Linked DNA regions of Homo sapiens: region 2 is linked to region 1. A link is a contact called in ENCODE Hi-C or POLR2A ChIA-PET data. All regions are on one chromosome and are shown on one strand. Each heading gives the region's core, a stretch centred on a gene start or an enhancer-like site at or near the end of the contact. The rest is flanking DNA. Distances are from core to core; before and after follow the strand shown. Region 1 holds the start of SMIM38 (small integral membrane protein 38). Region 2 has its middle 17 kb from the start of LINC02747.

Evidence for each region. Hi-C counts contacts between places; a loop is a spot of excess contacts on that map. ChIA-PET counts read pairs that join two places held with the same protein, here RNA polymerase II (POLR2A). Pooled maps may share reads with other maps.
Region 2: a loop to region 1 is called in a map of prostate gland, with 1.9 times the contacts of the local background. The contact joins the enhancer-like site here to the promoter of SMIM38 in region 1. A Hi-C loop is called at or near these places in 1 of 168 maps with a recorded cell type or tissue (prostate gland) and 2 of 50 pooled maps. POLR2A ChIA-PET finds 5 or more read pairs at or near these places in 1 of 52 experiments (activated CD4-positive, alpha-beta T cell).

Annotation. Positions count from the first base shown.
Region 1 is chr11:69,154,558-69,161,375 of GRCh38, forward strand. SMIM38 (small integral membrane protein 38) reads left to right here and starts at 1,378. Exons shown (of 3, transcript NM_001369201.2): 1 at 1,378-1,557; 2 at 2,617-4,794; 3 at 4,889-6,818. The coding sequence starts at 3,290. The coding sequence ends at 3,445. The region is part of intron 2 of LOC338694 (a long non-coding RNA gene); the gene reads right to left. RefSeq lists an enhancer at 932-1,859 and a silencer at 2,744-3,103.
Region 2 is chr11:69,458,978-69,465,964 of GRCh38, forward strand. No RefSeq gene overlaps it. Among named protein-coding and RNA genes, the nearest start is that of LINC02747, 17 kb to the right of the region's middle. RefSeq lists enhancers at 2,295-2,863, 4,708-5,441. Within about 2 kb of position 4,762, at least 7 of the 41 ENCODE cell types and tissues checked have a DNase peak (open chromatin) inside an H3K27ac peak, as active enhancers do.

The DNA of each region.
Region 1 (6,818 bases), core at 128-2,627:
TGGCAACTTGCATCCCCAGATCCATCCTCAGAGGCCCGGGGCTGGGAGCATCCCCGGATCCATCCTCAGAGGCCCGGGGCTGGGAGCATCCCCGGATCCATCCTCAGAGGCCCGGGGCTGGGAGCCACCACCGCCCAGCTCCATGCGTTCCCATTGGCGGGGTCTGGGTCTGCGCTGATGAGGCGCTCGTCACTCTTATCCTGGATTATATTCACAGGCGGGTAACTCGGGGGGTGGTGTGATGGGGAGACACAGGAGGGAGGAGCAGGGAGGGCAAGATGAAGGGGAGCAGTCTGGGAAGGGGGCGACTCCAGGCACAGCCGCACGTCCCTGGGATTTTCAGGGGGAGCTCTGGGGGTTCAGAGTGGCCTCTAGTTTGTCCTGGTCCAAAGCAGGGAAGCTGGGCTACGTCCTGCCCAGGTCAGCCTTAGGTTAAGGGCTGCCTGGGGGAGGGAACTTCCTGGGCCTTCGGGTCTCTGTGCACTGGGGTGGCTCCTGTGGCCCAGAATGCCCTGGAGAAGGGTCCTACTGGAAGCGAAGGTGCAGGGCAGCAGGGCCTGAGGCGCAGGAGCTGGTGGAGGCTCCCAGCACAGGTCGCCGCCCCAGTCACATCACTGCTGATGGTGGGGGGACTTGGGGAGTTTCCCCCGAGAATGGGAGGTCTCACAGTCCCCGTGCTGCAATGCTGTCGGTGCACTGTGTCTGCAACGTGCTCATGGTCACTTGCTTTTTCTCTGTGGCCCCGGCCGCTTTATCCAGCAAGTAGCCCCCTCTCCTCTCCGGAGAAGCCGAGCCTGGATGCCGCTGGGAGGAGGTCACTCCCTTCCTGTCTCGAAGGGCATGCCGTCCTCGTCCTTGCTGACTCCCAGAGGCCCAGGGACGTCTGAGGGGGAGGGGCCGGGCCTCCTTGACCCCTGCGTGTGGACACCATGTGACTGGGGTGTGGTTGACTCTCTGTGTCCGATTGGGTGCTTGGCAAACACAGAGAGTTTTGTCCAAGGCCACCTTGGTCCCCACCTGTCCAGGTTGGGAGGTGCCCTGCCTGGTGTGGCCTGAGCTGAGCGCCTCTGGCCGGAGCAGACGGCCCCGGCTCCCCCAGGACATGTCACCTGGAGAGGTGGCCCTTTCAGGTAAGGGACATGCCCATTGGCAGCAGCCTCTGCCCCCTCCCTGCATACACAGCTGCTCCCATCTGGGGACCCTCACCCCACGTGCGGATGGGCTTCCCCAGGAAGTCGGCAGGACTTTCCCTGGCCTTCTGGAAGTCCCCATCAAGCAAATGCTCTATCGATGACTTACTCTATGACGGGGTCCAGAGAGCTAACTCCCCACCCACGTTCGAAGTGATCTTCAAACCGCTGCGCGTGGAAAACAAGCCCAGAGCTCAACGTTCCCTAAGTGAGTGGCCTTTGACAGCAGTGCCAGGCAGCCCAGTGGGTGCAGGGCACACCACAGATGGAGGAAGGGCCAGGCATGCTTCCCAGACAGCCTCTGCCAGTCCAGGCAGGGGCTCCAGGGTGGCTGCGGGAAGGCAGCTTAGGCGGTGCCCGGCCCAAGGTGAGTTGGCATCATGCTCCACTTCCCGTTTGAACGTGTGGTCCCGTTTGAACCTTCTGGAAAGGCTTGGCAGGGAGGACACTCATTTTGTAGACTGGGAAGGAACTGAAGAGCTGGCTTCCGGCGACCAGCGATGGGCCCCAGATCCCTGTGGCCAGGAAGGCCCCCATTGCTGTTCTCTGTAGCTCAGGCTGGACATTTGCTGGTGAGAACTGGCCGGACTCCCAGGACCCAGCCGCCAGAGACCTCTGTTCCTCACGCTCAGCCCCCTAGCTCCAACTGGGGCCCCTTTGCTTTACAGGATGTAGGCTTGGAGTTAGAGGGGGCAGTTCTGGCGGTTTATCTCTCACTCACAGAAACTCGGCTGTGAGAGGCCAGAGCTGGACTTGGGGGGCAGAGCCTGTAGAGGTCAATGTGTCCTTATTGGGTGTGCACACGTGTGAGTCTGTGTGCACACACATGTATACATGTGTATGCGTGTGTGTGTGTGTGTGTGCGCGCGTGTGGCAGTCAGAGAAGGCTGGGCAGACACTGTTATTTCAGAAAAGATGTGGAGGCCTTTCTGAAGGCATCCACTGAGAGGCAGGGGCCAGGATCTCTGTGCCCAGGCGCTGGGCGTGGCCCCTGAGAAGTGCTCTCTCCCCTAATCCTTCAAAGCAGGAGGTATTTGCTTCACTTTCTAAGGCAGGATCTGCGGCTCTGAGAGGTTGCACAACTTGCCCGAGGTCACTCAGCTAGTAGAAGGCAGGACTGGCCTCCGGTCCAGGGTGACTGTGAGGATGTCAGGGGACCCTGCAGGCCTGTGCGCCCCAGCTTAGGGCTACAGGTCCCACCTAAGGCTTCTTGATGGAGGTTGGAGGGGCGAGCTGGAGGGAGGTGCTGCTGGGGGTCCACCGGTCCCCTTCCTGGGGGATGAAGCCGGTTTCCCGCGCTGACCCCCTTGCCATCAGAGGCCCAGAGCGCGGTCCTTGTGCTGCTGAGCTGTGTTTGGGGCCGCCTGTGGGCTGTGGCCGCCTGTCCTCATCTTCTCCCCTTTTCTCCTTGGCTTTTCATCCTCAGGCTCCGTCCTTCTTCCCCGTGGTGGCCCCAGCCTCCCTGCCAAGCTTCCCGGCCCCCGCCCCATCCCGGGCCTGCTGCTGCGGAGACCGTGGGCCGGCGCTGGACGGCGCGGCCTCCAGAAGTGATAGCTAATTGGGGAGAGAAAGGGCCCAATTGTCTGGCGGGGCCGGAAGAGCCGCGTGGGCTGCTGAAAGCGTCGGGAGGAGGTGGCCGCTTCGCCCAGCAGCTGCCGCCGGGGATGTTTGCAGATTACGTCAGCGCTGGCGAGCAGGGGGCGCGGGGACAGCGAGGGGGGCGGGCTCCCGGCGGCCTCCCGCCCCCCAGGCCCCTGGACAATGCTGTCATTGTCAGCACGGAGAGTGGTTAATTCTGGATGAATGGTACACGGGCCTCTTGACCAAGGAGGCTGCTCGTCGTCCCCAGTCTGTCCTCTCACATGCCAGGGAGGCCCCGGGCTGGAGTCTGGCGGGCAGATCTGGCCTGCTTGGTGGCACCAGAGAGAACAGGGCGGTCCCTTGGGGGCGCCGGCTGCAGAGGCCCCAGGCTGGACGGAGCTTCCTGTCCTGGGTCTGCACAGCAGCCACTTGGCAGTGCCGGGCTAGGGTGGCAGGGCCCCACTGCATCTCGGTTCCAGGGCAGAGGCTGCTGCTGCCCTTTGGGGCTGACTTCAGGCATGACCTCCTGGCCAGGTGGCAGCTTTGGCCCTGACCCGCTCCTGGCCCTGCTGGTGGTGATCCTGCTAGCACGCCTCATCCTGTGGTCCTGCCTCGGGACCTACATCGACTACAGACTGGCCCAGCGGCGGCCCCAGAAACCCAAGCAGGACTAAGCCTCTGCAGGCTGCGGCCTCCACGCGCCCTGTCCCGAGACTCAGCCGGCCCTTCCAGTGGTGGTGGGAGGGAGGGGAGCAGGGCAGGCGCATGATCCCCATGTCCCACCCCTGGGGCAGGAGCTCAGAGAGGCCTGAGATGGATCGTGCCTTCCCAGACTGACCAGGGCTGTCCCGTAGAGGCAGCTGGCCATGTGGGGAGATGGAGGGGCCGGCCTTGCAGGTCCATCACCAGGTTCTGGGGTCCCCGGTTGCAGGGAGTGGTCCTGGGGGTGGGTCTTGCTTTAAGACCTTCTCTGCCTCCAATTCCTTATAAATATGCCTGCAGGAAGAGCTGGGTAAGCCAGAGGACTCAGGTGGAGGTGCCACAGAGACAAATGTGACCTCATCACAAGCTGGCCCTGTTACCAAAGGCCACGTCCTGTCTCAGCTCACCACCCTCATAACTAGTCTCCTCCTGCCTCCCAAGGGACGAGATAAGTGCCGATGGCTGTCCTGATTTCTCCAGAGCAGACCCCTGGGAAGGGTCTCAGGACGCACTTGTGAGGCTGAGTTGACAAGCCAGACGCACTTGGCTCTGGTTGACCCTCTGCACACTCTCTAACGGTCTGAACAGTTAGGGCACAATGATCCCTGCCTCCCTCCCTCAGCAGGATATCATGTAGGGGACAATTTAGGGGACAAGCCAAGGCACCCATCAATGCCCTCTGTTCATCTGTTCCTGCAAGTGTGTGGCTGGGAAGTGCCCAGGAAGGCTGACAGGGCAGGGAAGTTGATTTGAGGCCAAGCATCCAGTGCTCCTGCTCCACCTCCGTAGCACGTTAGCCGTGATGCCAGTGACTTAACCCACAGCTTGGGGAAGCTCAAAGGCTCCACATTCGAGCCTCTTGGGGGAAATTCGGCAAACACCCATGTCCAAGTTCCACACTGTATTTCCTGGGATCGTTCCAGCAGATCGTGGATTGCAGCGAGGGCTGCTGACTGCATGCGGAACTGTGAGATGGAAGGGACTGTGGGCGGCAGCTCCAGGGAGGAGCATCGAACCAGATATCGTCTCTGGGAGGCTGGGCCTGGTGATGTGGCAACGTCTTGCTCCCTGAGAGGTGATGGGTATGCTAGGGATGCTCGCTCAGGGAACGTGGGCCAAGTCCTCTGAACACGAAGCTCGCAGAGGGGGTGATTCCTGTGAATTCTGAAAGGACTTGGGGGCGTCCAGCAAGAGCAGGAGCTTAGATGGTGGTTCCAGGGCTGGTGTTGCTGACTGGGACGAGTGGACCCCCAGGGTGGGCATGGAGTGGGGCACTGGCTGGGAGCCTCTGCCTTGCTGTGTCCTGGCTGAATGAACCCAGGTGAGGACCAGAAACGCTGTTATCACTGTTTCTGCGGCACCCGATACACTCACCTATGCCAAGGAAATTTTTTTTTTTTTTTTGGTTTCTACAGGACTTGCTGTGCTCAGATCCTCCATTCAAGAGAGCTACAGACACGGGGGTGCTGGTGAGCAGGAGCCGAGACCATCTGGGGTGGGACCGACCAAGAGTTTGAGGTGTCCAGGGGGTGACGTGAAGATGACCTATTGCAGAGGGTCCCTTCTCATTCACGCTCTGAAGTCTGCACAGGGGCAGGGGCTACCGTGCTCCATTTCAGTTTGGCCTCTGTTGTATCAGCCAGAGGCCAGCAGAACTCTATGGTCACTCCCCCGTGTCACGGACAATTTGCCACCTCCACCGGCAGCCCAGGGCTCTGCCTGAATATTCTCGCCTGATCGTAGGATTGTGGGGAGGGATATTCTCATTGATCTCTAAGGAAAATATTGTTCGCTTTTTAAAAACATGATCTGGTACCATTTCATTGATCTCTTTAAGGAAGAAAAATCACATGGTTGTCATGAGCATGTACCGACAGAGCTAGGAGGGCCAGCTGTTCCGGGTTGCCCAGGGCTGTCTTGTTTTTAAAATGGAAAGTTCGATGTCCTGGAAAACCCCTCAGTCCTGGGCAAACCAGGTCACGCTGGATAGAAGGAGTTAGACATTCATATGATGTGCCGATGTCTTGCCAGTTGTAGAGTTTTGTGTAAACCTGTGTGTGGCCTGCGTGTCCACATGGGTGTGTAGGATGGCACCTACACACATACCTGAGGTCACCTCTTGGTCCAGTGAGCCAGAATCCTGGGACTTCATCATCTTTTTTTTTTTTTTTTTTGAGATGGAATCTCACTCTGTCACCCAGGCTGGAGGGCAGTGGCGCAATCTTGGCTCACTGCAACCTCCGCCTCTGGGGCTCAAGCAATTCTCCTGCCTCAGCCTCCCGAGTAGCTGGGATTATAGGCGTGTGCCACCACGCCCTGCTGATTTTTGTATTTTTTAGTAGAGATGGTGTTTCACTATATTGGCCAGGCTGGTCTTGAACTCCTGACCTCAAGTGATCTGCCTGCCTTGGCCTCCCGAAATGCTGGGGTTACAGGCATGAGCTACCATGCCCGGCCTCAGAATCCTGGGACTTCTGCTGGAGCCAGGGGTCAGAACAGACTCCTCTACTGGGACTGCCTGGCAGGGAGGACAGACGCTCAAGGCGGCCCCATGAGAACACAGCCACCTGGAAAAATGGTGGAAGGGAAGATTCTGCCAACCTCCTCCGACTCCCTATCTCAGTTACACTGGTCCATAATTTCTTTTCTTTTTCTTAAGTCTGTTTCATTGGTTTCTGTTCCTGGAAAATGGACACAATTCTGATGAATTCATGTATTCTGCATCCACGTGTCAGCATCTCCAGCCTTGTGACGCAGTGCCTGGCTCAGAACAGGCAATCAGGCCATGGCATCTGAATGAATGAGAGGGTGTGCCCTGGCCGTATCTCAGGCAGCAGATGCATTCAGCTGCAGGTAACAGACACGTAGACAAACAGTGGCTTAAAAAAGAGAGGCTTTAAAAGTATTTTGTTTTTCTTTCTTCACGTAGCAAGAAGTCTGGCATTTGGCATTCCCAGGCTGTGGCGTGACAGCTTTGTGAAGTTATCAGGGTCTCAGACCCTGACATATTTCTGCTCTGCTACCCTCAGCATGTAGATTTGATCTTCACGGCTACAAGAAACCTGCTGCTACTGCAGGCATCTTACACGAGTTCCAGGCAGGAAGAGAAAGGAAAGGGTGACAGAGACAGAAAGCAATGTCCCCAGATACCCTTAGTTTTCCATCTCATAAGCCAGAATGATGTCACGTGGCATCCCTGGATGCACAGGAGGCTGAGAGATAGTGGCGTTTGTTAGCTGGTCTCCTAGCCATCCTGAATGCCAAGTTTGTTATAAAGAAACAGAGGCAAAATGGCGATCAGGCAGGCAACTGGGTGGTCTCTGCCACGGGCCCCTTGGCCATTCT
Region 2 (6,987 bases), core at 3,512-6,011, 310 kb after region 1:
CTCTTTTGGCATCTGGTTGAGTCTTTTAATCAGATAACCACTTCCTTTCAATTAAAATATTCATGTTGTTAGTATTTAGTGTAATTATTGATATGGTTGGGTTTAGGTCTACCATGTTATAATTTTTCTTCAATTTGTCCCCTGTAGTTGTTATTCTTCCATTTCCCCCTTCCTGTCTTCTTTTGAATATTTGAATTTCTTTTTTTTAGTATTTCATATTGCAGTTAAAATTATTTCTTTTGGGTTATTTTTATATTTCTTATTTTTCTGCTGAGACATAATTTTTTTCATTCATTGTCAGTGTATTTTTCTTCACCTCATTGAGCAAAATTATAGTAGTTCTTGTAAACTCCTTGTCTGATAATTCCAACATATGGGTCATTAGAGGTTGGCATTTATTGTTAATGGGTCACATTTTATTGGCTCTTTGTATGTCAAGTAATTCTGAGCTACACCCTAGACGTTGTAAATATATATTGTGTTGCCAGTGGGCTTTGGCACTTTTTAGTGGAAGCACTCTTTCACTGGAGAGTGTTTGACCATTTTGTTTCAGCAGCGGTTCACCTGGTTAGACTTACACTGTAAGCTCTGCCTTACCATCTGTGTATGGTGTTGAATTTTTAGTTCAATTATTTAAGCCTTTTCAGCAGTGCTGTTGAGACTGTCCTATACATGCATGGTTCTGGGCCAGCCTGAGACGTGTGTGGTGGGCGTATGCAGAATTAGGAGACCCCTCATCTGTCTCCCTTCTGAGCCCTCCCCTTCACTCTCCAGTGACAGCTGTGGCTGCCTGGGCTAATTTCCCTGGTTCCTCCAGCCAGAAAGATGGTGGGGTTTCTCTTAGCATCTTTGCCCCTTGTCCCTTGCCACATTGCTCTGAGACTGCATCCCACTCCAGAGGCAAAGTCGTAAGCAATGAAGAACTCACTTCCAGACCATCAGCACACCAAGTTCTGACTCCCTTCAACAACTTTCCTGCTTTTGTTTACTTTTCAGAATCCTTGGGTAGTTTTTAAGTTTTGTCCAAAGTTCACACTTGTTATCAGTGGGAGAGCTGGTCTATAGAGGAGTCCATCTATTGTACCAGAAGCCAACACCCTAGGCAAAGGGTTGGCAGTGCTGGCTGACATCTTGCTGCTTGTGATGAAAGTAAGGGACAGAGACAAGCCAAAGAAGGAACACTCAATGTCAAGAAGCCAAGACTTGCTGGGTTTGAAAATCAAACTGTTTCTTATTCCTAACTTCTTCAAAATTCAGATTAAGAAAAGGCTTCACAGCAAAGATATTCACACTGAAATTATAAGAGCCTTTGTTAAGCTCTCAGAAAGACCTAAATTGGTGCCACAGTGTACTGTCTAGCCAACAGAAGTCCCTCTAAGGACCTGAAGTGCATGCCTCACAGGTCCTCTCCATGAAATAAAAGCCTCTTCATAAATCTTAAGAGCAATTTCCCACAGCATTCTCACAGGAAGCCCAAAGTAGAGAAGAATTTATCTTGAAGAGATGTGTGGCTCAAGCTCTTGTCTAGCAGAATGGATTATAAATTGATGCCTTAAAAACCACAAAGTTGTGTTTTTAAAGAAGTGTATCAGCTTGGACTAAAAGAGACACAGACAGCACAAAATACAAAGAGATCTTTGGATCCCCAAAACTTCTACGTCAGGAAGCAGGCTGAGAAATGACTCAATTGCAAACACAGGCTATGTTTTAGGGAAAAGGGAGGCTGATTCAGAGGGTGGAGCAAGAGCCTGGAAGACAGAGCCAAAAGCCACAGTGACTCACTCTCAGGTAGTAGGACTGAGCCCCAAACAGGGAACTGGCAACACATGCCCAGCTGGATTTCAGAATTGCTATGGACCAATTACATCTGTGTGCTCATTATATTTACACATTCTGAATTGGAGTGTCTATGGTGGCTCTCCTCTACCTGGCTCACCACTGTATTTGGGTGAGATGGGCAAGAAACCACAACTTAAGACCATCATTCACCTGGAGCTGATGGAGAGGATGCTTTCCTGGACTTTGAGCCTGATGCTGTGATGGGATGAGAGATTGGGGAAGTGCAATGTAGATAAAAGGAAAAGTCTATTTTGCATGCAGTAAGAATGTAAATGATGGAGTCCAGAGGGAAGCCTGTATTGTATTTTCCAAAAATGGCCAGAACAATATATCCAGGCCCATGTGCTCTTCCAGAACCCTGCCACTCCCCATCAACAGGCAGGGTCTATTTCCTCTCTCCATGAACCTGGGCAGGATTTTGTGACTGTCTTGAATAGGCTGTGGCAGAAGTGGAGCTATGACTTTCAAGTCATCAAAAATGATGCAGCTTCCATCTCAATCTGTCTCCCTCTCCCACTCTCACGCCCCACGCCCATCTCTTAATTCTCACCCTTCAAATCTAGCCACCATGTTGTGAGGAAGCCCAACCCACATGAAAAGGCCACATGTAGGTTTTCTAGCCAACAGCTCCAGCTGAGGTCTCAGCCAAGAGCCAGCATCAACTGCCAGGCATGTGAGGGAGCCTCCCCTGGTGTGCTCCCATTTCTTGAGCCACAGAATCTGTGAGCATAACAAAGGGTGGTTTATGCCACTAAGTTTGGGGTGTTTTGTTATGCAACCAGAGTAAATGGAACAATGTATTTGCAGCAGATTGCCAGAGTCCCAGAGGTGCACACACCCCCCAGGTCACGATTCCCCCACTGGAAAAGGGAATGGGTCCTCAGGGTAAGAAGCCTGGATAGCCACAGGAGAAGGCTGATTCCAGCCCGGAGTGGGAGATGGAAACCTCGCCCTGAGCCGGCCCAGCCCTCCCCAGGCCATCCAAAGGGAGTGACTGTTTTCAGGGGAACAAACCTCACCCACTGTTCTTCTCCCTTGTAGCAACTGGAGTCTGGAAGTACAGAGAAGGAGAAAAGCCCAGCGCATTTCTGAAAAGGGGAAGGAGCATGGCCCTGCAGCTTTCTCTAGATCCTGGTTCTTCAGCATGGATGGAAAAACATCTCATCCAATCAAAATGCAAGCCTTGGCTCCATTCTATGGTGTCTGGCATTTTTCTTCTTCCATTCTCTTCACCCCTGTTTCATTATTTCAGTGTTGTCTGAACCCTTGCTGTTCCCAGTGTGGTTCTCCAACCAGCAACAGTGGCATTGCCTGGGGAGCTGGTTTGAGAGGTAGGATCTGAGGCTAGCTCCAAGTCTGCAGAGTATGAATCTGCAGGATTCCCGGGCACAGAGCTTGAGAAAAGCAGCTCTATGCAGACTCACTGGTGAGTCCAGCTGGCTGGGAGGGCAGAGGGACGCTCAGCCCAGGGGAGGCCAGAGCATGGATAACCCGCACAGTGACAGCATGGCTGCTGTCGATGGGAACGGCACCAGCTCTACACCCACTGGAGGCTGGGGACCATCTGCAGACACTGATGCTGAGGGGCAGCACCTGGCCCAGGGATAGCAGAGAAGGGTCTGTCTCATGTGCAAACCTGGTTGCCGGGTGTTGGCCAGGGTTGCTGGGCTGAGGATGATTTGGGAGGGAGAGTCTAGACGCTGGAGGAAAGAACTCTGTCATCAATTAGCTGTGTCTGCCGGCGCATGAGAGGGGAGTGGCGCCTTGTGGGTGTTATTTGCTCTCCTTGCCTAGAATGTGCAGAATTGCTTTTGTGCCATTTAAACTTTCTTTCCTCCCCTCCTTCCTGCTAGAAGATTTTCCAAGAGACGTTGCCATTTGTGAGCCCATCACTGCACGTGCCAGTCACCCATCAACCTTCCCTGGGTTCATGTGGACAGGACGAACGTGGGACCCGTAGTGTCTGGCCTGGACCCGGCCCCAGACATCCATGGCCACACCAGTTGCTCAAGAGCCAAAGAATCTTCCAAGCCAGCAGTGTGGGGCCCCAGCCCGTGCGATTCACTGCTGTGCTCATTCCTGACAGCATGCTTTCCGCAGCCTCTGCTGTATGGTCCAGCAGCAAGGTACCCAGGTCTCGATATGTCTGGTTCCAGTTTCTTTTCTGAAAACCAAAACAGCTGTGTGTCTTGGATCTGAGGACACTGCACAATTCCTCTTATCCCCAAATACCTGCTTCCCCATGGGACATCCCAGTCCCTCAGAAGGGGCTGCTGAATAGCTTGCAGAACCCCTTAGCTCAGACCTTCTCCCCCACCCGAAAGCCGGGCAAGGAAAGCTGTTCCCATTTACAGATGAGGAAATTGAGGTTCTGAGAGGCGAGGGGAGCTGTAGATCACATGAGCACCCAGAGGCAAAGCTGGGATGGACGAGTGGGGGAAGCCATGGCCCCGTGTCCTGCACATGGGCTGAGTGCCCCATGGGGCACCTCTCTGAGTTCACCCGCACCGAATGCCAGCCGGTGGGGCTGGGCACAGGCACCGTGGCTGGTGGGAAACCTCCCCAGTTCCTTCTAAGGAGCATGCTGGACCCACACCCTCCCACAGAAGCTTTTCTGGAAACAAGCCTGATGACCTCAGCACATTTTTTCCAAACACACCCTTCCTCCCTCTCCCAAAATCTCAGTGACTTTGGACCATTTCCCTAAGGATTGGCTAAGGCAGGGCTGAGGGCCTTCTCAGGGGACTCCCTCCTTGAGCAGCCCTGCAGCCCCCATCCCACCCCAGCCACCGTCCTGGCCTGCTTAGCTGGGATCTTCAACAGAAAAACCACAAATAATTGAGCTGTTTAGGAGAACATCAGTCTGGGTTTCCATGGCAACAACCTCTGGAGCCAGCTGCCCCGACAGCTAACAGCTCAGGGCCAGGCCAGCCTGCCTCCAGTTCAGTGGCGGACCCGGGTCCACGCTGGCTTCTGGGGTTCCAGACTAGGAGCCTGGTCCTCCACAACAGAGGTCAGGCTGGGCACCAGGAGGGGAAGCCTAGAGGGCTGAAGCCAGAAACCCCCAGAGCCATCCCCCCGCCCCAAATCATCACACACAGGCCAGCTGCTGGGGGCCGGCACAGCTTCAAGGCTTCACTTCTTCCCTTCTGGCCTCAGCCTCACCCTCCTGCAGGGCCAGTCCCACTCCCCCCAGCAGGGCAGGTGGGGAAACAGAGGCCCCGCAGGGATCTGTGGCTGGCCCCGGCACACAGCAGGCGCCTGGTTCCCGAGACCATTCTGCAATTTGTCTCAGCCTGTGGCTATTCCCACTCCTGGAGTACAGACAACCCCAGGGGCCTCTGCCTGCCCAGCCTCTAAGGAGCAGAGAGTCTTCTGCCCCTGCAGAATCCTAAGGGTAGCAGAGGCTGCGCTGGTTCCCTGGGCTTTATCTGCCCTTTCTTGTTCTCTCCCCATAAAAAGCCTACTCTCTTTACCCATTTTGTTTATGAGAAAAGGAAGGCACGGAGAGGGCAAGGAAGTCACCCGGAGTCACACAGCTCCTAAGCAGCAGGGCCCGGGTGGAGCCAGGACAGTTCATAACCTGTGCCATCTGGGAGCATCATCAATCCCACCACACCTGGGGTTGCCAGGCTGCCCACAGTCCCCCACCCAGCATAGAACCGACTTTTGAGGGACACAGCCTCTTGGAGACTCTGAAGCCGCTCAGCAGACAACTCCCTGGTGCCCCACAGGGCTCATGCCCTGTGCCTGGGACCCCACCCGGGGGGTACAGAGAGAAATAAGAGTGGGCTGCTACCAACCTGAACCTTGCCATTGGGTGGAAGGGAGAGTTTTGTGGACCAACTGCCACTAAGCCATGAAACAACATAGGTGTGGCTCTACCTGGCAGCAAGTCTCACCAGGAAAGGTTTCCGAAAGAGGGAGGACTGGGGAGAGGGCAGGGTGAAGTCCTCCATGTGATGGGACCAGGAGCCCACAGACCACCGGGAGGCCCAGCCAGGGGCTGTGGGAGATGGAGCTGTGCTGGAGCCACTGCTGAGTGGGTGATGGGTGGGGCCGGAGCAGCGCCGTATGCAAAGAGAGAGGAGCTAACAACTCTGCAACCAAAGAGCAACTAGAGAAAAGAAGCCTGTCTTTTATTTGTGGATTTGTGACTTTACGTACCTACTTTGTCACAAAAAGAAGATTCTAGGAGGCTTACAAAATTACAAAAATGCACACAATACAATGTGATTTTTAGTAGGTGAGGAAAACATAAGATGAAGCAGAAGTCAAAATATATGCCCTAAGTCCTCAATGTGTACTGTGTGATGTAGTAGTAAAATTGACTCTGAGTTCCCCGGCAGCCAATGTGAAAAGGAAAACACACCCTGCCTTTGAATTTACAAGGAGCATGGGATAAAACTAACAAGCTGCTGGGAGACACTGGGCTACAGCTACTTCTGAAAAAGAAGAGGAACTTCTTATCAGGATCATGTTGACAGTGTCAGCATGAATAGCAACTGGACAGTGTCCCAGCACACACACAGGGATGCCTCTGGCCCATTTTAATCATAGCATCCCTGGGGACAAGAGGTTGGCTCAGGCCCCCTGCAAGGGATAAGCTGAGGTAGAGGGGCCTGCAGCTGTCTGGTGGCTGCGCCTGAAGAGGCTTGAGCACAGCTTCGAGGGTGAGGCATAGTGGAATCCAAACCTTGCAACTCCCATGGGGATGGGGACTTTGCAGAATCCCACAAGATTCTGCAAAGTCCCCGTCCCCCGCTCCTGCCCTCCTTCCAGTTGGAACTAAGTTACAGAAGCACCCACTTGGAGCCTGGTGCTCAGACTTGGCTGCAAGCTGCAATCACCTGGGAGTTTACAAAGTTACTGGGCGCTGGGTTCCACCCCCAGTTCTGACCTAATCTGTCCGGGGTGCGGTCTGGGCATGAAAAGTTTTTCAGGCTCTCCAGGTGATTCTCGTGTGCAGCCAAGTTAGAGAACACTGACTCCCGGGGAGGTGGATTACCTGTCCTCCCGGCAAAGCGCAGGACTCGCAGTTTGGCAAGCTTCCAGCAGCAGCGAGTTCGGGTGGCTCCGTGGGGAGCCTTACCCCAAGGCGACAGCTGGGTGGAGGGTGCCCCCCAACAAGCCGTGGGGCTGAAGGGA